Regions from separate parts of the Homo sapiens genome. Here regions 2 and 3 are each linked to region 1. Evidence: read pairs that join two places in POLR2A ChIA-PET (ENCODE). Cell type or tissue: MCF 10A. All regions are shown on one strand. Region 1 has its middle 41 kb from the start of ALDH8A1. Region 2 overlaps SGK1 (serum/glucocorticoid regulated kinase 1). Region 3 overlaps LOC124901404 (a long non-coding RNA gene).

Region 1 (4,000 bases):
TTAGCCTTTTTTATTTAAAGTCAAGCTATACACAAAGTACAGAAAGCCAACTTAAAATTACAGAACAGAGTGCAGAAGTTACTAGCCTAGATAATGAAATTAATCAGCGGGCCAGTTGAGAGGGGAAAGGATGGAGGCCTGGGATGGTGGTCACCATCTACTTTCCTCATCTTACAGAACAGGGAGAAGGTAGATAATGTCAAAACTCGATAAATCAACAGATTAAAATTTATACATATTAAAGTTATCCATGCAACCATTAAATATCTTAATATATGTTTATAAATATATATTTTATATTTATATATATTTTTATATATAAATATATATTTTATATTTATATATATTTTTATATATAAATATATATTTTATATTTATATATATTTTTATATATAAATATATATTTTATATTTATATATATTTTTATATATAAATATATATTTTATATTTATATATATTTTTATATATAAATATATATTTTATATTTATATATATTTTTATATATAAATATATATTTTATATTTATATATATTTTTATATATAAATATATATTTTATATTTATATATATTTTTATATATAAATATATATTTTATATTTATATATATTTTTATATATAAATATATATTTTATATTTATATATATTTTTATATCTAAATATATATTTTATATTTATATATATTTTTATATCTAAATATATATTTTATATTTATATATATTTTTATATATATATATATTTTATATTTATATATATTTATATATATATATATTTTATATTTATATATATTTTTATATATAAATATATATTTTATATTTATATATATTTTTATATATAAATATATATTTTATATTTATATATATTTTTATATATAAATATATATTTTATATATATTTTTTTATATATAAATATATATTTTATATATATTTTTTTATATATAAATATATATTTTATATTTATATATATTTTATATATAAAAATATATATATTTTTATATAATATAAAATATTTTTTATTATAATAATAATAAACACCTTCCCCAGAGACAACCTGGAAAGCCTGCTCCAGGTGAGGTCAAAGGAGGACAATGTCCTCTCGTGCCCGAAGTGCTGCCGGCTGTTCAGCAGGAAGACCTGGAGAGGCAGACCCCCTGGGAACCAACTTCCCACTGCGCTACTCTTTCCCTTCTGCCTGGCACAGGGAGTGCCGGGGGCTGGTCTAGGATGATTCACCTGCCTTCAGGCCATCCATGTTAGATATTCCCATAAGCCACTGAGCTCAGACTTTTGAAAGACAATTTCAGCCAGGCGCGGTGGCTCACACCTATGATCCCAGCACTTTGGGAGGCCGAGGCGGGCAGATCACCTGAGGTCAGGAGTTCGAGACCAGCCTGGCCAAAGTGGTGAAACCTTGTCTCTACTAAAAATACAAAAATTAGCCAGGCGCGGTGGTGCATGCCTGTAATCCCACCTACGTGAGAGGCTGAGGCAGGAGAATTGCTTGAACCTGGGAGGTGGTGGTTGCAGTGAGTTGAGATGGCACCATTGCACTCCAGCCTGGGTGACAAGAGCAAAACTCCGTCTTGAAAAAAACAAAGGAAGGAAGGAAAGAAAAGAAAAGAAAGTTTCAAAGCCCTTGGTCCTTGCTTCAGATCTGCTTATCTTCTGGGAATTTCCAGCGTCCTTTGCTTGGGGGTGCCTGCAGCTGACTATGACTCCATTAATATAGGGTGGATTCACCCCTGAGATGTCCCAGGGCCAAGCCTCTCACTTCAGGCTTTGTTCATGAGGGTTTCAGTTTGTAGTGTGGGGAAGATATTTTGTTCCTGGGTATCTACAGCAAGCCTTCTGAAATGTGTGTAACAGTCCAGAACAGTCACTGTCAGTCTCTGCTGCCAAGCTTGTCGGTGCCTCGTGTCAGCGCTGACTCACCCAAAGGCCGGTGCAAATCATCATCATCACGACTCTGAGGCTTCTGCCAAACAAATCATAGGCTGCTTGCTCTTCGGGGAAGAATCGTAATTCTGATTGCAGCTGGCCATTCATCAGGTGCTGGGAATCTGCCTAATCTTGTCTGTTGGCCTAGGATATGCCAGCTCCACGCATCTGATGATGACTTTCCCATCCCACACCTCGTCGCAGCCCTCCTCCACATTCCTCAGTCCAGTCTTACCCTTGGAGCGATCAGAACATTCCAACCTCATCTCATAATGGCAGTTCATTCCAGTGTGACTCAACAATTTCCAACAAAGCCTTGAAAAATACTCCCGGAATATTAGGGATTCATGGAGTCACTGAATCATAACAAGGTTAATTGCCAGGGTTGTTGAAATCACCCTGTGTAGCTCTCTCCCCACTGCCAGATGGACAACTGAGGCATGGAGAAGCTTATTGGCTTGCCAAGGATCTTACAGCAAACAACTCCTAAACAGAACTAGAATGCAGAATATACAGAACCTATAGAAATATACAAGCATCAAAGAAGTAGAGGTATTCTGAGGATAATGACAACTAATTGCAAATTCTGATTAAGTATTTTGGAGCTCCTGCCTACATATAATAAGCAGCTGGCCTCTATGTGTTCTTAATTACAGCTGTTGGAATTGGAGTTATATGTGAAACAAGTACTCTATTTTAATATTTCAAGCTCAGACATAGTGAATGGCGGGAGAGGGTGGAAACCCCTTCCCTGGGGGACTGAAGGTAGAGTGGGGCCATCTGGGGTGGTTGGGCTGCTGTGTGGGGAGCAGCCTCTGACTCTGTGCAATTTATGTGACAGCCCCAGAGCTTCGGGCTCTGTGACTACACGTGCCAATTGCCTGCAGGAGCAGGTCCCTGCACAGAGCATAAAATGCTCTCCTGAAGCATCTTTTTAAAGTGCCCACATACCAGGTCCCAAGGACTGCCGCTGGGAAGTAAGCAGCAGGCGCTCATGAATTTCTAATAGAGGAAAAATGATTTTCATGCAACATCCTTGAGAAATCAAAGCATGTGAGAATCATCAAGATAGGTAAAAATTTGAATATCAGCATATTTATCTCTTCAGGGGATTTTTGAACAATTTCTCTGATGTTTCAAGTTCAGCAAAATACATACTTCTGAGGTCCTCTTTGCATTGATTTTAGGTATCTTAGGGGAAATGTATTCTCCCACTAATAATCTACCAGAAAGCAGCTCTGAGCGTTTCTTTCTAGTAACTCCTGGGGTCCTGAGACTTGGGACTTGGACTCAGCGGTCTGCATTCAGGTCGAGTTCAGTCATTGGGATGGAAGTGATACAGTCCCCCTTGGGAGCGATACCAAAGTGCTTACCGAGCACTTGCTTCAAGCTGAGATGACTGAACTCTCCTCCCCTCTCCTGCCCCTTCCTCTGATATCCTAAATAAAGGGAGAGAGTTCACAGCTCCTGGACAGTATTCGCAGAACATGTACTGCACCCTTTCCTCAGGATGTATTTAGTGAATCCTAATCTTGAGAAAGACTGACTCCCTGAACTTTAAGGTTAGAAATAATTAGACAAGAAAATCCCTTCTCTGGATTTCTTGTAACTGTCAAAAATGATGAGTAGTGGAAAAATGGCTTCAGGTCATACTTCTCGCTCTCCCTGAACCTTTGCACTGTATTGTGTATAAAAAGAATATAATGTCCCTGTGTCATGATAGGGTGAATGTTGCTATTTCTGCCTTTTGACTGTTCATTATCATTTGCTATCATAAGCCAAGGGCCTGATAGATAGCTGCAGAAACCTAAATAAATGCAATAATTACTCAGGACTGTTCAACCCACTCATCCTCTCATTCACCTCTCCTGTACTACAGAAAATACCTCCTTTTGTCTTGGCAAACACAATTTGGAAAAATGGTTTAAGCCCTGGCAGCAATAGATAGCTAATTATATTCTATTTTGATTGCCTTAGAGGTTAGCCAGCCAGAAAGCAACATTTCATTTCCATGTTCTGAAGAATTTTAAGGCATCCCAGTTCCATTTTTTCTTTTTCTTTTCTTTA
Region 2 (4,000 bases), 740 kb before region 1:
TTTTCCAATCAATTGTCGTGCTCAAAGGCAGGCTGGCTGGGGCTCAGGGAATGTGCTGGCAGGGATATGCCCCACTCCCTTAGGTAAAAGATACCTCTGCACACACATTATTTGACAGTACAGTGCTTAGTAAATATTTGTCATTTGTTTATTGATCTCTTGTTCTTTCTTGACTTCCCTGTTCTTGCCTTGTTCTCTTCCCACCCACTTGTGCTTGATCTTATCTCCCATCTGGGTGACAATGTTTGGGTCTCCTCTGGCACCTTTCAATTCTGGAGAAACACAATTCAGATCTTCTATGTGAAGTGATGGACTATAATCCAGTAAACCAGAATTCTACCTTCAAAACATAAAAAAAAGCTTTGTAACTCGTGACTGGCCCATCTGAGTTATCTATAATTAGATTGCAGATTCCTAAGCCCACCTGAACTGTGTTCAGATGAAAATGAGATTTAAGCACTTTTTGTTCGAGGAGGAATTCATAACTGTTATTGAGAATGAGAATGAGGGGGAATATGCAATGAGTCTCTATGTTAGAGCCGGCATCAATCTTTAATAGGAAAATACATGCTTTTTTTTTGTTTTGTTTTTTGAGACAGAGTCTTGCTCTGTCGCCCAGGCTGGAGTGCAGTGGTGCGATCTCGGCTCACTGCAAGCTCCGCCTCCCTGGTTCACGCCATTCTCCTGCCTCAGCCTCCCGAGTAGCTGGGACTACAGGCGCCCACCACCACGCCCGGCTAATTTTTTTGTATTTTTAGTAGAGACGGGGTTTCACCATGTTAGCCAGGATGGTCTCGATCTCCTGACCTCGTGATCTGCCCGCCTCGGCCTCCCAAAGTGCTGGGATTACAAGCGTGAGCCACCGTGCCTGGCCTTGCTTTGGACTCTTTATTTGTCAACTGGGCCCGGTAGGGAATTGAACACGTAGCTAATGCCTGTAGAGCAGTAAGTCAACAGCAGAGCATGACCGGTGGCCCACCTTGAGCAAAAAGCTATCGACTCGTTTTCATCTTCTTCCTTCATTAGATCATGAGGGAGAAGAACTCGGTTATCTCTGAACACCTGTTTGGCCCTTGGAAACCTTGTGGGGTAGGAGAGGGGGACTGAGGCAAAGTGAGGTGAGACCCAAGAGCAAGGATAAGAGGAAAAAAGCTCACAGCTTTCCCTTGGGGAAATCCCTGTGCGAACTGGAAGGTCAGGGTAGCGGGGGTGCAGCAGGCCTACAGGGTGCTTTTGCAATTAAGGCAGCAGCAACATCAACTGTTTGGGGATTCCCTGATTATTTGTTAAGTATTTGTGTGGAAGACCTAGAAGAGTGAAAAAGTCCAAACCTTTGGACTCAAGATCTCCAAGGATGGTGCCACCTCGCTTTCTCCCACAGGTAATATCACAGTGGGGTGAGCTCTAGGAGTGGGCTCTGCCACACAGCCCCAGAGCCTGCTGGGCCCTTAGGGTGCTAGGTAGACACTGGCTCAAGAAGCTTCAGTCCAAGCTAGGGATGAGCTCCTTCAGGGTCCCTTTACTGAGCTCACTCTAGACCTGGGTCAACTCCAGGTACTCTCAGAAACCAGATGTCCCAGCCAGGTCAGCTTTTTGGGAACATATCCACTTATTTAAAACATTCTCCCCAGCACTTAGGGAAGCCGAGGCAGACAGATCACTTGAGGCCAGGGATTCGAGACCAGCCTGGCCCACATGGTGAAATCCCATCTCTACTAAAATACAAAAATTAGCCAGGCATGGTGGTGCATGCCTGTAGTCCCAGCTACTCAGGAGGCTGAGATGGGGGGATCACATGAACCCAGGAGGCGGAGGCTGCAGTGAACCAAGATCACACCACTGCACTCCAGCCTGGGCGACAGAGTAAGACCGTGTCTCAAAAAAAAAAAAAAAAAAAAAAAAAATTCTCACCCTCTTGTGTGGCATTCTCCTAAACTTCACAGACTATTTCTCAATTTCCATCTCAACTAACTGCTTTAGGTCGGCCTTCTTCATCAGGCTCTGGAAGGGCGAAGTTGTCTGCTTTGTCCACTACGATATCCTGAGCACTCGCAATAGAGCCCAGAGTAGGCTTTCAAATATTTCTGGAAAGAATTACCTGTAACTGAAGACAAGCCAAATGTCAGGACAAATAGTCCAACTTCACAGGACAGGCAATAAATACAGGAAGCATTACTTCATAGCAATCCTTGCAAGATGAGTAAATTGCAAAGGATTTCCTTGGATGGATTTATGAATGACAGACACCATAAAATGCTGCTAAAAAGGCCTGGAACGTAGGTTGGCTTTAAGACCATCCTATACTCCCCTGGAGTCAGAAACCACTGCTGTTGGGAGCAAACCACTAAGCAGGAAATTACAGCAGGATTTTCATGGTTTTCAATTTTAAACTAACCCATGATTACCCCCTTAACCAAAATATACAAAATAACACATGACACAATATATGTAAATATTTTTCAAGGTTTTATTGCAAACCAAAATCAGTTTATCACACACAAAAAAAGTTGTGTGATGGGATGAGGGAAGGATTGTACGTATTATAACCATGTTAATTACAGTACATTAAAATGGTGGTTTACATTACAAATAAGCCTGTAAGTTTAAATATACTAGTGTTATAACCCAATGTACAGACGTTCTTTATACAATACATACAATTATCAGGAATGCAAAAAAAAAAACATAAATAATGCCCATTTTACAGGTGACATTTTAAACAATGAAAAACACCAACGGCTCTGACTGACAACTGGGGCATTGGTCCATAAAAACCCTTTCTAAAAATAGAAATATTTGTAGCAGCAATGCTTTCTTTAAGCATCTGAATACGAGTCATTGCAAGACCATTTCAATAAATTTTAGTTATTAACCGTATCTTACAAAAAAGTCTACACATAAATTTATCTTCCAAATATGGAAGAAACAAACAATGTCCCACGTTGTAGTGTCCTGCAAGTGTCACATTGATGCTTATAACAAAATCCATCTGTGATCAGGCATACCACACTCACACGACGGTTCACACAGCATATCCACAAGGGAAAATAAAGAACTGAAACACTGCGATAGGAAAAGCTTTGGAGCTAACACAATCTCTTCAGAAAAGGCACATTTCATAATATTCGTCATCACAGCCCAGACAGATCTGCAGGAGACCTTTTTTAGAACAGCGTCCGCTTTCTAACGAAACTCCTGCCTCCGTCTAAGGCGGCACTCTAACGCTCGTTTCAGAGATAGCACCACGTTGGAAGGAAGAATAAAAATGAAAACCTCATGAGCTCACTGAGGAGAATGTGCTCTTCAAAAAGCTTCCAGCGAACAGTGTGCAATAAGATTGCTAAGCTTCCAGAGATGTGCAAATTCTCTTGTAAGATGTCCTGTCAGCTGGCGGCTCCACCAAAAGGCTAACTAAAACATTCGGAAACACACATAAAATCCTTTAAAACCAAGCCCTAACAGGGTTCAGAGGAAAGAGTCCGTGGGAGGCGCATAGGAAAAGCCTAGGAAAGCCTCGGCAGCTTCCTTGACGCTGGCTGTGACGAGGACGCTGTCAGGGGACTTGCCAATGGAGTTGGGGACAGGCTCTTCGGTAAACTCGGGGTCAAAGTGCCGTAGGTCGTTGGGCCCACTCTGTGACGGGAAGGGAAAAACACTCTTGTCAAGAACTCACACTAGACACAGGACAGGGAAATCTTGACCAGGCTTTAAATACCAAGTTTAAGTCTTATATCAACTTCCATAATCACCCACTTCAAGCACAAAATCTCAAAAGGCTACACACAGTTAAACATAAGAATAATGTTCACTTGTTGCCTTTTGGTGCTTCGAATTGATAAATGTGTCTAAAAATTATGGGAGCCTTGTTGGGACACAAAAATGTGCTTTTTATGTAGGTAAAATAACAGGTTTATGGAGAAAACATCTGCCAATGTATTCCTTCCAACCCTCCCCCAGACAATTCTGAATTAAAATAAATGCCCTTTGGGCTTCTCTATAC
Region 3 (4,000 bases), 800 kb before region 1:
GATACTTAGCTCTGAGGGGCCATTCTGAGTCCCTTGTCATGTAGTACCCTTTGTCTTTAAAGGCAGCAATAGAGAATCTTCCTTGTGCTAGAGGCTTCTTACATTTAAAATCTCTGTCTCCAGGAAGAGCTCAGTCCCTTTTCAAGGGCACATCTGATTAGGTCAGGCCAACTGAATATAACCTCCCTTTCTTAAAGTCAACTACAGTAATCTAGCCATAGGAGTGACTATTCTATTATATTTACAGTTCAGTCTCATACTCAAAAGGAGGGAATTACACAGGTTGTGTACGTCAAGGGGCAGCAACCTTGGGGACCAGCTTAGCATTCTACCTTCTGAGGCAGGAGAAAAGGGTCTGGAGGCAGGGAACGTAAGGCTGATTTGCGCCGACTTCCTAGAGCTAAATCAAAAGGAAAACTCCAACTTTCCATGCCCAAGTAACAAAAGAGCCAAAGGCTACTCCCTTTGCAACCCCCATCTTTTCTGTGTGGCAGATAAAAAACTGAAAATACCTCTGACTGGTCCCCTCCTACAACCAATCAGCCTGGTCGCCGGGCCAGGTCTTCATTTGCATAGGAGTATAACTTTGTAACTTCACTTCAGTCTCTGATTGATTGGTCACTGTCCACAACCAAACAGACTGATCACAGGGCACTACTTCATTTACATAGGGTGTACACAAAGTAACCAATGGGAAACCTCTAAAGGGTATTTGAACCCCAGAAAATTCTATACCCACTAAATAACAAATTCCCATTTTCTCCTCCCAATATTTTTTCAATTTTAAATCAATTTAACTTGTTAATTTTTATAATTATAAAATTTCTTCCAGCACTTTGGGAGGCCAAGGCAGGAGGATCGCTTGAACCCAGGAGCTCAAGACCAGCCTGAGCAACATGGGGAAACCCTGTCTCTACCAAAAAAAAAAAAAAAAATTGGTGGGTGCAGTGGTGCATGCCTGCGGTCCCCAGCTATTCAGAAGGCTAAGGCAGGAGAATCACCTGAGCCCAGAGCAAGACCCTATCTTAAACAAAAACAAAAACAAAAACAAACAAACAAAAAACCAATAGCAAGAAAAACAATGGCTATAATGCAATTAGCCTATCATTATATTAAAATATTTAGTTTATGTCTATAATTCTCATTTTGTTGATTATTGTATTAGTCCATTTTCACACTGCTAATAAAGACACACCCGAGACTGGGTAATTTATACAGGAAAAGGGTTTAATGGACTCACAGTTCCACGTGGCCAGGGAGGCCTCACAATCCTGGGGGAAGGTGAAAGGCACATCTCACATGGTGGCAGACAAGAGAAGGGAGCTTGTGTAGGGAAACTCCCCTTTATAAAACTATCAGATCTCATGAGCCTTATTTGCTGTCATGAGAACAGCATGGGAAAGACCTGCCCTCATGATTCAATCACTTTCTCTTGGGTCCCTCCCACAACACATGGGAATTCAAGATGAGATTTGGGTAGGGACACAGACAAACCATATCAATTATCAAGAGTTATTATATCATAATTCACATCACTGATAATAGAAATACCTGTAGATTTAAATTGAGAACTCAGCAATAAAATTCTGGAATAGTAAACAAACAGCAGATTCTATGAATTGCATTATGAAATGTCAAATTTAACATATGCATTAATACTGATAAAATATTTTTTTACAACAGAGATGCATCAGCTTATCAATTGGAAAGGCAGCTCCTTATTTAGATGCACAGGTTATTTTAGTATTGTTTGGTCAACAAGGTCATTAGATGATCAAACTTGCTTCTCTGAAATCAGCACTGAAGTTCTGTTACTTATATAATACATGTGCATTCTCAAGTACACCTATCTTCTCCTTAGGCCCTTATTATCTCACTTTATTCTACTGCATTAGTCTCCTATGTGACTTCTCTCTGAGACTTCTTTGGGCTTCAGTCCACTCTTGATATCGTTGCCAAATTAATTTTCCTAACACCAAATTCTGATCTTGTCAACCACAACTGAAAAATACTGAATGAATTTTCATGGCTTAGAATAATGGTTCTCAAATGTTGCTAAAAGTTAGCATCAGCTGGAGAGCTTTCAAAATTCTGATGCACAAGCCACACTCCAGTCTAATTAAATGAGAACCTTGGGATGGAGTGAAGTGGGGGGCGGGAATGAGACCTAGGCATCAGTAGGTTTGTTTTTTTTTTTTTGAGACGGAGTCTCTCTTTGTGGCCCAGGCTGGAGTGCAGTGGCGTGATCTCGGCTCACTGCAACCTCCACCTCCCTGGTACCAGTTCAAGCAATTATCCCTACCTCAGCCTCTTGAGTAGCTGGGATTACAGGCATGCGCCACCAAGGCATCAGTAGTTTTTAATACAGTCATGCATTGCTTAACGACAGGAAGCGTTAAGAGAAATGTGTCATTAGGCGATTTCATCATTGTGCAAACATCATAGAATGTACTTAAACAATCCTAGATGGTCTACTAGATGTGTGTGGTAGTCTATTGCTCCACAGCTACAATTTGTACAGCATGTTACTGTAATGAATACTGCAGGCAATTGTAACATAAAGGTAAGTATTTGTGCATCTACACATATCTAAACATAGAAAAGACACAATAAAAATATGGTATAAAAGATTTTTTTTTTTTTTTTTTTTTGGAGACAGAGTCTCGCTCTGTCACCCAGGCTGGGGTGCAGTGGTGTGATCTCAGGTCACTGCAACCTCTGCCTTCTGAGCTAAAGAGATTCTCCTGCCTCAGTCTCCCAAGTAGTTGGGACTGCAGGTGCATGCCACTGTGCCCGCCACCACGTGCAGCTAATTTTTGTATTTTTAGTAGCACTTTGGGAGGCCAAGGTGGGCCAGTCACCTGAGGTCAGGAGTTTGAGACAAGTGTGGCCAACATGGCAAAACCCTGTCTCTACTAAAAATACAAAATTAGCTGGACATGGTGGTGAGTGTCTATAATCCCAGCTACTTGGAAGAATCCCTTGAACCTGGGAGGCAGAGGTTGCAGTGAGCCGAGATCGTGCCACTGCACTCCAGCCTGGGCTACAGAGTGAGACTCCCTCTCAAAAAAAAAAAAAAAAAAACCACAGAAAATTTTGCTGCTTCTTACTGAGAACCACTAGGCTAGACTAGTTAGAGATAACCTAATCAGATCAAAAACTTTAAAAATGTTTATTGATTATAATAATAATAAGGTGTGAACCAGGAATGAAAACTCCTTACTTCATCCTACATTGAGAAATGACAAACATTACATTGATGCCTTTACTTTTAGAAACTGCAACAAATTCAAATCTGATTCAGGCTTTCTAGCCTATTACAATTCCCTTGGCCCATGATCTATATGGAGTTGGAAGGGCTCATGTAGCACATGACCTATTATACAGCTTACTGGGGAAACAGGGTCCTATTTCTCAAGCTTCACCAGAGCAGAAACTTCATCTATCTTATTTAAAGATGTATTCTCAGAACCTTGAACAATGTTTCATATTGGATATTTAAAATTTACTTGATAACGAGGCCAGGCGCAATGGCTCATGCCCGTAATCCCAGCACTTTGGGAGGCTGAGGCAGGTGGATTACTTGAGGTCAGCAGTTCAAGACCAGCCTGGCCAATGTGGTGAAACCCCGTCTCTACTAAAAATACAAAAATTAGCCAGGTGTGGTGGCGCACACCTGTAATCCCAGATACTCAGGACGCTGAGGCAGGAGGATCACTTGAACCCTGGAGGTGGAAGTTGCAGTGAGCAGAGATCGTGCCATTGCACTCCAGCCTGGGAAACAGAGCAAGACTTTTCCTCAAAAAAAATTATTTGATAAAGATATGCAATTCTCCAATTAATGATTTGAGATCCATACAATCCTATATAATCACCTCCCCTCCTTTCCTCCTAAATTATAAAAGTCATCCATCTTTCAAACACTAGGTGGCGCTGGTCAGCCCACAGGCACTAAAGGCTCTTTTAAAACTGCCACATGGTGTCCCTGTTGAGCACCAAT

What was found. Peaks named below come from ENCODE experiments on the same cell type or tissue, not always from the same donor. Only the 100,000 strongest peaks of a DNase experiment are listed, where the experiment ranks them.
Region 2: POLR2A ChIA-PET joins it to region 1 with 5 read pairs; 5 of 35 experiments call an interaction of 5 or more read pairs at or near these places.
Region 3: POLR2A ChIA-PET joins it to region 1 with 11 read pairs; 1 of 35 experiments calls an interaction of 5 or more read pairs at or near these places.

Annotation. Positions count from the first base shown.
Region 1 is chr6:134,907,147-134,911,146 of GRCh38, forward strand. No RefSeq gene overlaps it. Among named protein-coding and RNA genes, the nearest start is that of ALDH8A1, 41 kb to the right of the region's middle. In MCF 10A, no CTCF peak of the experiment used is centred here; DNase peaks (open chromatin) are centred at 1,215 and 2,035.
Region 2 is chr6:134,166,803-134,170,802 of GRCh38, forward strand. It overlaps SGK1 (serum/glucocorticoid regulated kinase 1), which reads right to left. Exons shown (of 14, transcript NM_001143676.3): 14 at 2,454-3,633. The coding sequence ends at 3,466. Among named protein-coding and RNA genes, the nearest start is that of SLC2A12, 120 kb to the left of the region's middle. In MCF 10A, no CTCF peak of the experiment used is centred here; no DNase peak of the experiment used is centred here.
Region 3 is chr6:134,107,320-134,111,319 of GRCh38, forward strand. The region is part of intron 2 of LOC124901404 (a long non-coding RNA gene); the gene reads left to right. Among named protein-coding and RNA genes, the nearest start is that of SLC2A12, 57 kb to the left of the region's middle. In MCF 10A, a CTCF peak has its summit at 3,943 (motif pointing right); DNase peaks (open chromatin) are centred at 2,412 and 3,942.